Regions from separate parts of the Homo sapiens genome. Here regions 2 and 3 are each linked to region 1. The links are chromatin contacts, found by Hi-C or POLR2A ChIA-PET in ENCODE. All regions are on one chromosome and are shown on one strand. The core of a region is the stretch at or near the end of the contact, and the rest is flanking DNA. Distances in the headings are between cores, read along the strand shown. Region 1 overlaps ZC2HC1B (zinc finger C2HC-type containing 1B). Region 2 overlaps UTRN (utrophin). Region 3 holds the start of PHACTR2-AS1 (PHACTR2 antisense RNA 1).

Evidence for each region. A loop is a pair of places that touch in the nucleus more often than their neighbours do. ChIA-PET counts read pairs that join two places held with the same protein, here RNA polymerase II (POLR2A). Pooled maps may share reads with other maps.
Region 2: a loop to region 1 is called in a pooled map, with 4 times the contacts of the local background. The contact joins two enhancer-like sites. A Hi-C loop is called at or near these places in 1 of 37 single-sample maps with no recorded cell type and 3 of 50 pooled maps. POLR2A ChIA-PET finds 5 or more read pairs at or near these places in 1 of 52 experiments (HEK293).
Region 3: a loop to region 1 is called in a pooled map, with 8 times the contacts of the local background. The contact joins the promoter of PHACTR2-AS1 here to the enhancer-like site in region 1. A Hi-C loop is called at or near these places in 8 of 37 single-sample maps with no recorded cell type and 5 of 50 pooled maps. POLR2A ChIA-PET finds 5 or more read pairs at or near these places in 1 of 52 experiments (Panc1).

Annotation. Positions count from the first base shown.
Region 1 is chr6:143,899,516-143,903,937 of GRCh38, forward strand. It overlaps ZC2HC1B (zinc finger C2HC-type containing 1B), which reads left to right. Exons shown (of 8, transcript NM_001013623.3): 6 at 3,529-3,637. Among named protein-coding and RNA genes, the nearest start is that of ZC2HC1B, 37 kb to the left of the region's middle. RefSeq lists an enhancer at 2,419-2,638. Within about 2 kb of position 2,561, at least 10 of the 41 ENCODE cell types and tissues checked have a DNase peak (open chromatin) inside an H3K27ac peak, as active enhancers do.
Region 2 is chr6:144,332,081-144,336,502 of GRCh38, forward strand. All of the region lies in intron 2 of UTRN (utrophin), which reads left to right. Among named protein-coding and RNA genes, the nearest start is that of UTRN, 49 kb to the left of the region's middle. Within about 2 kb of position 2,296, at least 15 of the 41 ENCODE cell types and tissues checked have a DNase peak (open chromatin) inside an H3K27ac peak, as active enhancers do.
Region 3 is chr6:143,566,682-143,571,103 of GRCh38, forward strand. PHACTR2-AS1 (PHACTR2 antisense RNA 1) reads right to left here and starts at 2,658. Exons shown (of 3, transcript NR_027113.2): 1 at 2,179-2,658. It also overlaps a transcript of PHACTR2 not described here.

The sequences.
Region 1 (4,422 bases), core at 1,311-3,810:
CAGGTGCATAGCACCACGCCCAGCTAATTTTTTGTATTTTTAGTAGAGATGGGGTCTCACTGTGTTGCTCAGGCTGGTCTCAAACTCCTGGGCCCAAGCAATCTGCCCTCTTCAGCCTCCCAAAGTGCTAGAACTACAAGTGTGAGCATCGTGCCTGGCCCCTACAGCCTGTTTAGAAAGCTTCTGGTTAAATCCAGTATGTAATGGGGTGGGACCGTTTCCAACAAAAGCGGATCCCACAGACTGTGGATCCTGAGCGCTATCCCCTTAAGCATTAGAAGGTTATTGACTATCAACTATGTACCAGAAACTGCGCTAGGTACTGGTTTGATCAAGAATTTGTCATTGAAAGATGGAGGGGGACTTAGAGCTGGTACAGTTGGCATATATAGGAGAGCTATGGAAGAAGAAGTCACTGCAATTCCTGGAAGTCTTCAAAGGCAAGCAAACTTTTTGCCCTTAAATATCAAAATGGGTTCACCAGCCTAGAGTTGGGGTTGGGAAGGGCTTTATGCACAAAACATCCAGCTTGTGGCCTGAGGCACCCATCTGGGGAGCGAAAGCATAGAGTACCTACGAAAGAGGTACAGGGTGCTGGGTGTGGTGGCTCACGCCTGTAATCCCAGCACTTTGGGGGGCTGAAGTGGGCAGATCACCTGAGGTAGGGAGTTTGAGACCAGCCTGACCAACATGGAGAAACCCCGTCTCTACTAAAAATACAAAATCAGCCGTGTGTGGTGTCACATGCCTGTAATCCCAGCTATTTGTGAGGCTGAGGCAGGAGAATTGCTTGAACCTGGGGAGGCAGAGGTTGTGGTGAGCCAAGATCATGCCATTGCACTCCAGCCTGGGCAACAAGAGCAAAACTCCGTCTCAAAAAAAAAAAAAAAGAAAAAGAAAAGAAAAAAGAGGTACAGGGACAGGCAAGACAGGCAGACAGGCAGCCAGAACTAGAAGGGCTTTAACTCAAGCCAGTTGAGAGAGGAAGAAAAGAGGAATTGATTGAATAAATGCCCTAAAATCAAGGACTGTCCTTGATTGACAGGTCCTTGATTAACAGGTCCTTGATTAACAGGTCCTTGAATGAGGGCCTGGAATAGGACGATTAATAGAGTTGTGTGGGAGGGAGAATCTAAGAAATAATTGATGAGACTGAGAAAATGATTAGACATAGGATAAAAGAGGGAATCAGGGTTGACAATAAGGTTTTCAGCTCCAGAGCCTGGAGAGACAGGAAGACAATCTCTGTAGATAATAGAACACAGGAGGGAGGACATATGGGTGGTGAGAGGCAGTGGTTACAATAAATACAGTTTTATAGATTGTTTTGTTTTTGTTTTTGAGATGGAGTCTCACTCTGTTGCCCAGGCTTGAGTGCAGTGGCACAATCTCGGCTCACTGCAACCTCCGCCTCCTGGGTTCAAGCGATTCTCCGGCCTCAGCCTCCCAAGTAGCTGGGATTACAATCACCCACCACCATGCCTGACTAATTTTTGTATGTTCAGAAGAGATGGAGTTTCACCATGTTGGCCAGGCTGGTCACAAACCCCTGACCTCAAGTGATCCGCTTGCCTCAGCCTCCCAAAGTGCTGGGATGACAGGCATGAGCCACCACACGCGGCCTAGATTCAGTCTTGACATCTGAGATAGCATGAAAAGAAGTGCAATGTAGAAAAAGCCAGGATTCTACAGTCAGTAGTCAGGGTTTGAATTTCTTTCTTTCTTTCTTTCTTCCTTTTTTTTTTTTTTTTTTTTTTTTTTTGAGACAGAGTCTCACTCTGTTGCCCAGGCTGGAGTGCAGTGGTGTGATCTCGGCTCACTGCAACCTCCGCCTCCCGGGTTCAAGCGATTCTTGTGACCCAGCCTTCCAAGTAGCTTGGATTACAGGCTCCCACCACCATGCCTGGCTACCTTTTGTATTTTTAGTAGAGACGAGGTTTCACCATGTTGGCCAGGCTGGTCTCGAACTCCTGACCTCAGGTGATCTGCCTGCCTTGGTCTCCCAAAGTGCTGGGATTACAGGCATGAGACCCCGTGCCCGGCCAGGGTTTGAATTTTAATTCTATAATTTAGGTAAACTTGGCCGAGTTACTTAAATTCTTTGGGATTCACTTTAATCTGTAAAATGGGGTTAATCATGTGTACCTTGCTGAGTTGTTGGGGGACTTATAGATAAGTGAAGGGCCCGGTTCAGTGTCTTGCACACAGGGGCTCCTCCTTTCCTCTCTCTACATTACCCCACCCTCCCCTTCTCCAGTAGCCTTTTCCAGTTGATACGATTGGCATGACACTTTTGGAGGAATATGACTACTTTGGGCTTGAACACAGCCTAATTATGGAAAAGTTTGTATGTATAAGTCTACCTACAGTCTGTAAAGCAGTAAAGGGTGAGTTACATTTCTGCAGATGGTTCTTCTTACTGGTCTCCAGAGTTAGTCTGCTTTAGTGGGGCCAAAGAGAGCACAGGAAAGCAGCAAACGGAAGTGTTTTTATTCCTGAAGAAGGCCAGCTGGCTGTCAGTGTAACCAGTGACTTGGCCCCACTCCTCTCCTTGTTTTCCAGAGCTGAGTGGTGATTGCGAACACAGAAGAAAAATTGCTTGCTTTGTGAATTCCTTCACTCACTGTAGAGTATATCTGAACAGCCGTATTTGTTTCCTTTGTGCCAGCTTCACCACTTTGGGGCCTTGTCTAATAGTGAAGCTTATTCAAAAATGGAACAAGAAAGGAGGGGTTGTTTCAGTTTTGAAGGGCTGTTAACACAGCCGAAATATGTTTCTATTTTAAACATAATCAACTTTTAAAATGTGTCATACTCTTAACCAAAAGAGACCAATATAGGCCTCTAAAAATAGCTTTATTTGTGTGAATGGGGATGAGCTGCCTCCTATAGTCTCTCAGCCATTCTTGCCCAAGTGAGAATTCTCACTTGGTGTAACAGGTTATCTTTATCCTGCAGTTCCGTGGAACTGGAGGTGGGATCAGTGGCAAGATAAAAGGAGCATGTGAGAAACCTTTTGGTCCTTATTTCGTTTTAATGTAACTATTCTGCTGCTGCTGCTCTGCAGGGAGGGGGATGGTGTAGGGATGTTGGAATTTCATGCTTCAAACATTTGCTGCCTGCCAATCTGTTTTTCTTTGTTCATGTTAAAAAAAACAAAATAGTCTTCAAGTGTAATGAAAAAAATAAAATGTTCTTTAAATATATCCTTTATTGACATTAAGTGATTTCTTATGTCTCCATACAACTAATTTTATAGGATAAATATACCACCACCAACCCCAAGGGCTTAATTATGGAAGGGAAGCTTCAAAACCCAGATATTGCTTTGAGCACCAGCTGGGAGGACAAGAACCAGGCTAACTGAAGTGCAGGGTGTGTGTCTGTCCCCTTCCCCTGGATTCAGGGAGTCCCTGCAGATGATACCATTCTGCTGCTGGTTAAGTGGGAACAGCTGTACCTCCTATGTGGCACCTGAGGTTACATACAGAAGGTGTTCTCTTTGTCTCTTTCTTTCTCTCTCTGTAGGGTAGGGCTCAGATGGGTCCAAAAAAAGAACCAACTGTTACCAGTGCTGTGGGAGCTTTGCTGCAGAACAGGGTCCTGGTGGCCACGAATGAAGTCCCAACCAAGTCAGGTGAGTCAAAGCACGCATTTCATCTCTCAAATGATGGGGGTCAGAGGAGATCACTGTTGGGTTTGGGATTCACTGGTAGTCTGCAAAAGCTCTAAGACATTCACTGTTGCTTTTGGATGCAAAGATATTTGGGTTAGAGGTTAAAGCTTATTTGCCAAAAGGGAATATTTCTTAATTTATCAGGATTACACAACTTTCACAATGTACAAGTCAAATTCGATTACTGCAATGGGAGTCTAAACCATTGTTCTCCGGTCTAGTAAAATTGAAGAGATTGAAAATAGGAGAAGACCACGTGTCATATGTTTGTGTTGAAAATAAGGGGAAAGTTTCTTTTCTAGAAATAAATACAGATCCTCCTCAATTTATGATGGGGCTATGTCCTGATAAGCCCATTGTAAATAGAAATATTATAAGTCAAAAATGCATTTAACATCCCAATTAACCCATGTAAAGTTGAAAAATCTTATGTCAAACTAACATAAGTCAAGAATTTCTGTACAGTCATCCCTCGGTATCCACAGGGGATTGGTCCCAGGGCCCTAGTGGGTACCAAAACCTGAGATGTTGAAGTCCCTGATATAAAATGGCGTAGAATTTGTATATAACCTAGGCACATCCTCCTGTATACACTAAATCATCTCCAGATTACTTATAATACCTAAGGCAATGTAAATGCTATGTAAGTAGTTGTTATGCTATATTAAAATTGTTGTATTATTTTTTATTATTGGTACACTTGGGTTTTATTTATCTATTTATTTATTTTTAAATGTTCTCCATCT
Region 2 (4,422 bases), core at 1,046-3,545, 430 kb after region 1:
CTCCTCCTTCTGGGATTGGGCATTGGATGAAATTGCACCTGCTTAGAGAAGCCTGTCCTGACACCCACCTGAAGTAGATTTTGTGCTGTTGTCTCCACCATCCACACTTGTCACCATTGCTCATTGCTTTTGTTCACTTGTTTGTTTACTTTAGTGTTGATAGGTCCCCAAGACTGTGCTCTCCATATGGGCAGGGACCAAGGTTGTCTTGTTCACGATTGTGTCCATAGTGCCTTGTACGGTGCCTGTTCTGTAGGGATGATAGATCCTTGTGAATGAATGAATGAGTGAATGAATGAATGAAAAGGCGGAGTCACTTAAAAGAACAAAAGCATTTGTAATAGACTTGCTATTCCTGTTTATTCTTTGAAATTTGAGGTAATTCTTAACTAGCCACTTAGGATCTCCATTAAGAACCCTAGTCAAGACCTTTGGGTATTACCTCAAAGTAAAACAAAGTGGGAGTATTTTGGATCTTTGGAAGTTAACTTGAAAAAATCTAAGGATTCTTTAAATTGAATATATAGGGAAGAGAGAACTCCTACTCAGAATACTTAAGTTACAAACACAAGAAAAATTCATAGATTAAAAAAATTGAACAAAGAGTATCATTAAGTCAAACCGTTTTTAATAGTAATTTTGTAAAGTTATTTATGACACTATTTTTTATGTATATTCTCAGTTCTCTAAAACCTGATAATTTTGGTGATTTACTCTTATCTGTGCTTTGAACACTTTATTCTTATAATTAATATCATTATTTTTAACTTACTGAAACCTTTCAACTTACGTAATCAGTAATGTTCTCATGCTGATATTAACCTTTTATTTATTTATTTATTTATTTATTTATTTATTTATTTATTTATTTGAGATGGAGTCTCATTCTGTCACTCAGGCTGGAGTGCAGTGGTGCGATCTTGGCTCACTGCAACCTCCACTTCCCGGATTCCAGCCAATTCTCCTGCCTTAGTCTCCCAAGTAGCTGGGATTACAGGCTCCCACCACCACACGTGGCTAATTTTCGTATTTGTATTTTTAGTAGAGATGGGGTTTTGTCATGTTGGCCAGGCCTGTCTCGAACTCCTGACCTCAGGTGATCCACCCACCTCGGCCTCCCAAAGTGCTGGGATTACAGGTATGAGCCACTGAGCTCAGCCTGATATTAACCTTTTAATTCAATACAGTCTTCCCATAACAGACCTTCTCCCATTGATGGGCTCATTTTTATTGCTCTTTGTTCTCTACTGATTCTGTCAGTTTTTAGAGCCCATAAAATAGCTTCATTTCTATACCGTCTTATTCACATTCAGATTTTTCATATAGCATGTCACACACAGTATAAGACATTTTCCATAACATATTATGAGTTGATGATTTCTGTCATGTTGAAGAAGATCATACAGCAACACTTATCTTGTAAATTCTCTTATAATGCCAGGTAAAAAAAATGTTATGTGAAATGGCACATTGAAAGAAAGGAAAATCTAAAGGTGGATTGCTTAAATGATTGTGATTGTTTTTCCCATTGGATCTTCTGCAGATGAGAATTCCCTGCATAGATCACCCAAGGGGTGGCAGATCGGGCTTCTCAGTTTCAGCCAGGGGTGGACGGTTTGCATCTCCTGATGTGTTCATCAACAACATGATGAAGCCAGTGTCCTTGGCTACTGATTCCAACCTTTTGTTCTGTTCTTGGAGAAATGGGGAAAAAGATACACTTATATACTAGTGTAGATTTTGGTTATCTTTATTTGTGAAGAAAATTTTTTGTTTACCTCTCATTTTATTCATTCGTTCAGTAAATATCTCATTTTATTCATTCGTTCAGTAAATATTTATCCACCCACCTACTATGTGCTAGGCACTGTGATAGTCACTAGGTATTAAAAAAGTACATTGATGATCGATGCTAAGATTATTTTCAAACTATTTTAAGAGAGGACTCCTAAATTAAAAGAAATTATGTATCAACAGACAAATGCCCTTTTATTTTTTTCCCTACAAAATTGCTGCTGGCTAGAGAATGATGATGATTTGCACTTCTGACATCATTGCCTAATGTTGGGTTTCTGTGCCTGGGCTCTTTATGCTGTGGAGGCAAATGGTGCTTTGAGTGTCTTAATTTCACCGGAATGCTGCACCTGTTGCTGGCTATTCTTGCATATGAAATCCAGACCCTAGAGTCACTTGCTTTCATTTCCTTTTCCTCCTCCCTCTTTCCGGTGTGTGTTTGGGGGGGGTGGGGGTGGTGAGGCAGGGTGGGGGCAGCAGATTAGTAGCTTCTGTGAAGAGTAACCACCTTCCTGTTCCGTCAAGGCTATGATTTTAGCGCCCCCGGGAGTGGTAGTGTTGCGTCACTCTGTCATCTGTCGCCGAAAGACTCATAATCCGGGCAGCCTCAAGAGTTTGAGGCGTGGGTTTGTGCCCGAGTTTGGGGTTCTAGGGGAGGGGTGAAGTGGAACAGGCTTTCAGCAGCTGCTGCCGCCACCTGATACCTGGAACCTTACTGCTATTGAGGAACATGTATTTCCTCTTGGCTTCATTTGCTGTTTGGCTATGACTGAGGAAGACAGGAGGTATTGCATAGTATCATTTACTTTCATAAACATAACTTTGACATCTCTAGGCTTCATGTTGGTTCAGGCAATGCTCTCGAAAGCCAGGGAGCTGCTTTGCAAGATGCATGCTATGGCTGAAGGAACGGCTCAATAGCTGGGAGCTGGCCCTGAGGTTTAAATCCACTCACAGCACGAATTTGGTGTTTTACTTTGTGTCCTGAAACCTCAATAACCTCATTTTTCAAGTGAGAGTTGAAATATTGACACAACTTAACTTTTAAGAATTTTGAAGGCATCAGTGAAAATAAATTGAACGAACTTTGAAGTTCAGAGATCTCTAAAAGTGAATACAGACCAAATTATATCCTGATGATCAAGTAGGAACATCCGTAGTTCCAGTACTATAGTTCATTGACAACCTCCAGAAAGTTACGGTAGTCTAACATTCCTTATTTAAAACCAACTTTGCCATGTTTAATTTATTTATACTTTTATAGATAGACAGATTTACTACTGGACATTCTCTGGCAGAGAAAAATTTCATGGAAAGTGAAGTTTAATGTGAAATGGCACATAAGTGGTCCTGACTTGCAAACTCAGGAATGGCTTGTTGACCACTGTCCTGGAATAAGAGAGCCCAGCTTTGTTCTTGTCTTATTTCTGGATCGCCCTTTCTCCTTTGTACCTTCTGACATTGTTTCTGAGTTCCCTCCTCCCATCTGCCACCCGCTCCTTTGCAACTCTGTAGAGCATTTTAATAACAGGTTGTTTGTGCCTGTCTTGCCTCTGCAGCACTCACTCCCACCTGTTTCCTCAGCCTCTGACTTCTCCTTTCCCCTTTTTGGCATGCTCTGACCTGCCTCCGTAGTTGAACCCGATTCCTGAGGCAATGATATGGCAGGTCCCTCAACTCTCCATCTATAGCACTTGCCTTGCCTGGCCTGGGAACCGGCTCTTTCACTGCTGTACTGCATGGAACAGAGTAGGCACTGCTTAAACCTATCAGCTGCCTGGCTCTCTCAAATGCTCTTTCCAGGAACTCTGGCACTGTGAACCCACTGCTGAATCTCGTGGCTCATAAATAAACTCTCAAGTGATAATTGTGACTTGAATTCTCTAGTTCTTACCTGACCACCTCTTAATATCATCCTGGAACTGTCTTTATATCATCTTGGAAACCCTGGAGCTGATTTGAAATACCTCTGGTCAGTTCCTCAGCATCAGTTCTGTCTAATGAACACCTATATTCTTCATTGTCTCCTCACTCTTGGCTCTAAGTTGTCACAAGTAGATGATTATGTCTCATTCCCAAGTAGAGATAGGACACATGAGAGTGGGTGGGTGTGCCCATAGTTTAGACAGGACTATCTTTGTGTGGTACCAGCTGCGGCAGGATCTACAGATGACTCACACATGTTAATACCCACATCTTCTGAGTGGCCAACATCCTCAGATTTGCATGTGGGCATTTGCAAGAGGAAGCACACAGATGCTGTGATCAGGGCTGAGATGCCTACAGGTGTGTCTGCTGGGCTGCGGCAGGTGGTGGCCAGTGGAAGACAGGTTGTAGGTAGGGAAAGTGTTGCCTCATGGAGGGTGATCCTGATATGGTGGGAACTTCAATCCAGACTCCGACATCGCCACGGGCAAGCTGAATGACAGTAAACAACCTTCAGGGCTTGGGGACGTCAGCACACTCACCTGTGGAGAGCCAGCCAGAAGACAGGCAGTGGCACAAGTTTTCTGAGGTAGAGATTGTGACTGTAGGTGACCAAGGAACAAAATATTATGAAGACCACATTGGGGTTCATAGGCTGGTGGCCCTGTAGGACACTTGGACACATTTTTTTTCCTGCCAACA
Region 3 (4,422 bases), core at 1,408-3,907, 330 kb before region 1:
CTCTTACTAACTCATAGTCAAAATTGTTTCTTCCTCATGCCTATCTGCTTGCCTTCCCTAACCTCAGAATATTTTTAAATGAATTCCAGACATCATATTATTTTTCCCACAAATATTTCAGCATGTAATACTAAAGAATAAGGACTTTTCAAAAAAAAAAACCCCACAATGCCATTATCATACTAAAAAAAATTTAACATTAATAACATTAGCTAGTCAGTCAGCATTCAAATTTCCCCCATTGTCTCATCAATGAATGTTTGGATCAGGATCCGATTAAGTTTGACCCATTCCATTTGGTTCAGAATTTCCTTTTGAAGCGTCTCTGTAGATGATTTATCTAAAGCCATTAGCAGCCACACACTCAGTTCCGTGTTCCTCATCATCTACACGTCGCGCTCCTTTCTGTGTCTTTCCCAGAGCAGTGGCCTCTCTTGTCACTGTAACACTTTCACTTCTTTAATTCACTACCTCGAAGTACCAAAGTGACTTTAGCGCCCCAAGTATTCTGGAGTCATTGTGAAAGCTGCAGATGTGGTTTAAGTGTGTTTGGCTTTTGAAAACCCCCAAAAATTTAGATACGCAGCAAAATTCATGGTTCCCTCCCTCTCTCGTTCTCTCATTTAGAGAGAAGAGACACTTTCTCCTATAGTTTTCTCCATACAGGCTTTGGTCTTTGATTTTTATTATTTATTGACTTTTATTTATTTATTTATTTACTTATTTACTTATTTTGAGACAGAGTCTTGCTCTGTCATCCAGGCTGGAGTGCAGTGGCATGATCTCAGCTCACTGCAACCTCCACCTCCTGGATTCAAGTGATTCTTCTGTCTGAGCCTCCTGCGTAGCTGGAACTACAGGCACACGCCGCCGCGCCTGGTGAATTTTTGTATTTTTAATAGAGACAGGGTTTCACCATATTGGTCAGGCTGGTCTCGATCTCCTGACCTCAGGTGATCCACCTACCTCTGCCTCTCAAAGTGCTGGGATTACAGGCGTGAGCCACCGCCCCCTATCTTTGATTTTGAAATGCCAGTCTGCATCAGCTAGAACCTTCCCTACACTGGGGTACTGAGTTGAGGAATGAACTTCCCTCTGTGTTGTTTGCTCTGTGAAACTTTTGACCTGTCTGTGTAATCCTTAGATGTATCGAGGTTTAAAGTATGCTCTGAGATTTGGGAGAGAAGAGAAGGGGTTTTAAAAACAGAAGCAATTGAAGCATTGAGCGTCAAACTTTACCTCTAGAAACGTTCCAGCGATTCCCACGACTCTGTCATGCCCTGGAGAGAATTTTGGTATAGTCGCTATGCATCTTTTCACATAATTATAATCACATACGCAATTTTACCCTTTCTAAATTCACCATGATATTATAAACACTTATTTTCTGTTGTTACATATTTTCCTTTACCTTGATTTTTTTAAAAAAATCCATAATATCCAGGCCTTCTTCCTTGGAAAACAAAACCACTGAGTAGTGACACTCAAGAGTTAAGGGAACAGAATCCCAGACCTGGTTTTGCCACCAACTAGAGATACCACCAAAGGATTGTCCCCTGAGTTCCCTGAGTTTTCTCCTCCATGAAATGGGTACCATAATTCTTACTTCACAGGACTGTTACAGAGATGAGATGAATTAAGGTTATAGGGCCCTTGTAAACTCTAAATTAATATTCAAAAATAAGGTGTTAATGTCTATCTTTAGAGGCAGTAAGCAAAGCTGTAGAAACTAGGTAGTTAGTTCTCTCTGCTGATCAAGGCTATGGTACTCAAACCTTGAATCTAGAGCCCAACACTTAAGGAGGGAGAACCTGTGTGTTCAGGCTGTGCTCCAGCTGCTGGCTCAGGGTAGGGGGTCTTCCTCCCACATATAAGCAAGAGGAATCACTAAAGCAGAGTTCAAATATTCAATCCAGAAAGCAATCAGTAATGGAAGAACTGTAACTCTGGTTTCTTTATAAATGGAGCTGAGAATCCCAGGTATTTCTGATAATTTAATGAAGGTTTATGAAATTTTCTTAGTCTTCCCATGCCTTTGTATTTTGATTTTTAGAATGAATGTACTTCAAGCTTAGCACGTCCCTTATACACTGTAGGAGTATGATAGATCTATGTTGACCTGAATGAAGGTATGAGCAGAGGGGAATTATCCACGCAAGTATGGTATTATTTACTTTCCTCTTATTATTGAGCTGGTGATTCCAGTATTTCCACGGAATAGTAGATCAACAGGCACATTTCGGATTTGACTAATCAGAGCTGCAGATGTGGTCTGACAGTTCCTCTCATCCACTCAGTTCTGCTCTCTTGGTTGCTTTCTCGATTCCTATTCCCAGATATATTTCTCCCTGGAGACTGTTTTCTTCTGGACTAGTCTCTTAATCTTCCCAACCCATATTTGGAGAGATGTTTCGTGCTCACCCGTGACCATGAGAAAGTGTTGCACTTTCTGGCCTCCCTTGCAGTTAGGCAGGGCTATGTGATTGGTTCCAGCCAGTGTGGGCTGTGAGGGAAAGAGGTGTGTTACTTGTGGGCTGAGACAGTGAGAAGCTCGTGCATAATTCTCCAGGCTTTCTTTCTTCACCTCATCAACTGAGGAGACCACAAGTTCAGGAATCATAGCCACAGGATGGTGGAGCCGCCATTGGCCTCAACTCTGAGTCACCATGGCAACAGTCTCCTTGGAGAATCATGTGGCCCACAATGGACTTTATGTAATTGAGAAATCCATTTTTGTGATGTCAAGCCAATGATATCTGGGGATTATTTGTGACAGTGGCACAATTGTGTTTATTCTGACTACACATTCCATCTCTAAAATGGCCTCAGTCTGTTCTCTGATTTTAAACCTTTCTTGTATGTGGGGAGTACATCCTGAAAATTTTGATGTATTTATATTATTTAGATTATATTGCCATATTTTCCAAACTGTGGCCTACATACCACTGGTGGTATGTAGGATATTTTTATGTGGAATATAGATAGACATACCTGTTTTTTAAATATTTACATGTATAATTCTTTTCCACTTATGGCAAGTGATGTGTCTTTCCCATTCTTAGTGGTTGCATAAATGCTTCTTTTACAATAACATTGGAGAAAATGAAGTGACTTAAGGAGAAATATCCAGCAGATAAAAGTATAATTGATGTGCAGATATGGCAAAAGTCTGAGAAATGCTATTCAAATGACTGAAGATTTGGGAAGTGCTGCGTGTGATAAGTTATATGGTGGAATGTCTTAAAGAAATCTCCACCAGACCAGGAGATTTTCATTTTTGACAACCAGTTCACAGAATTCGATTCAGTAGATGTTTTTGAATGAGTAAACATTACTATAAAAAATGTTTAAATCTAGGAACCTAAATAATAAAAGTCCCAGTCCAATCCTTTGAGGTCAATTTCATTGTTTTTCTCCTTATTCTCTGCTCTTAAGAGATTCTGTTTCCCTTAAGTGTGTTAGGCTCAAATCAGATTTAACCAAAGATCAGCATTCGTGGCATCATAACATTTAAGAATTTAAAATGTGTGCATGACATTTTTAGAAATAATGATTTGCTTTGCTGATATTAAAAAACGAGGTTGCTGTTGGTCTGAGTCACAGGTGAAGCCCCATTTGTTTTTCCATTCAGCCACCCGCTGGCCCTAATCACAAATGTCTTTGTACTCACAGTCATCTTATGCAGGGTTTGTACTTCGGCTTCTCTCACTGTGCTGGAGATTAAAATGTGAGATGAGGAGTAACACACTTGCCAGTGACATGGAAGTAAATATTATTGTTTTTGGGGGGTGACATCGACTGCATTTCAAATACAGCCATGAAAATGTTCTATCAATAGCTTTCTATCGATTGGCAGTTTTGTGCCTTTTCAGTTCAGCTCCCAGAGCTGGTCCTGATGAGGTGACTGGCAACTCACCCCAGGTGTGGCAGGCCCCTCCCCACTCTCCTGGGGCTCTCCCTCTCCCCGCTTGCTCTCCTTCCCTAATCCCCACACCTTTTTATGAAGATCAGTCCTTTGCACAGCAGCCATGGCCAGCGTGAGGTGCATGTGCAAGTGGAGAAGTAGCAGGTTCATCGACTCGTTCTGGTAGGGGGCCTCTATCTTATTGAGCACACTTTTGACGGTGGAGATGCCGCTTTATTGCAAATCCCTCCCCGGACTCCTCCTCTTCTTCCAAAATTCAGGCTGAAGACAATTGCCCTGATTCCCTAACCTAAGGGATGGCTCTGCAAGTGGTGATCGATGTTTATCAAATGCCCCTGAGACTCGAAGACGCAAATTATATTCCTATTTTTCATGAAATTTAAAAAACTTTCTAATTTAAGATCATTTAACTTTTAGCTGCTGCAAAACTGGTACATGGAGTTCTCGTATACTCTTCACCTGGACTCCCCAAATGGTAATATCTTACAAAACTGTAG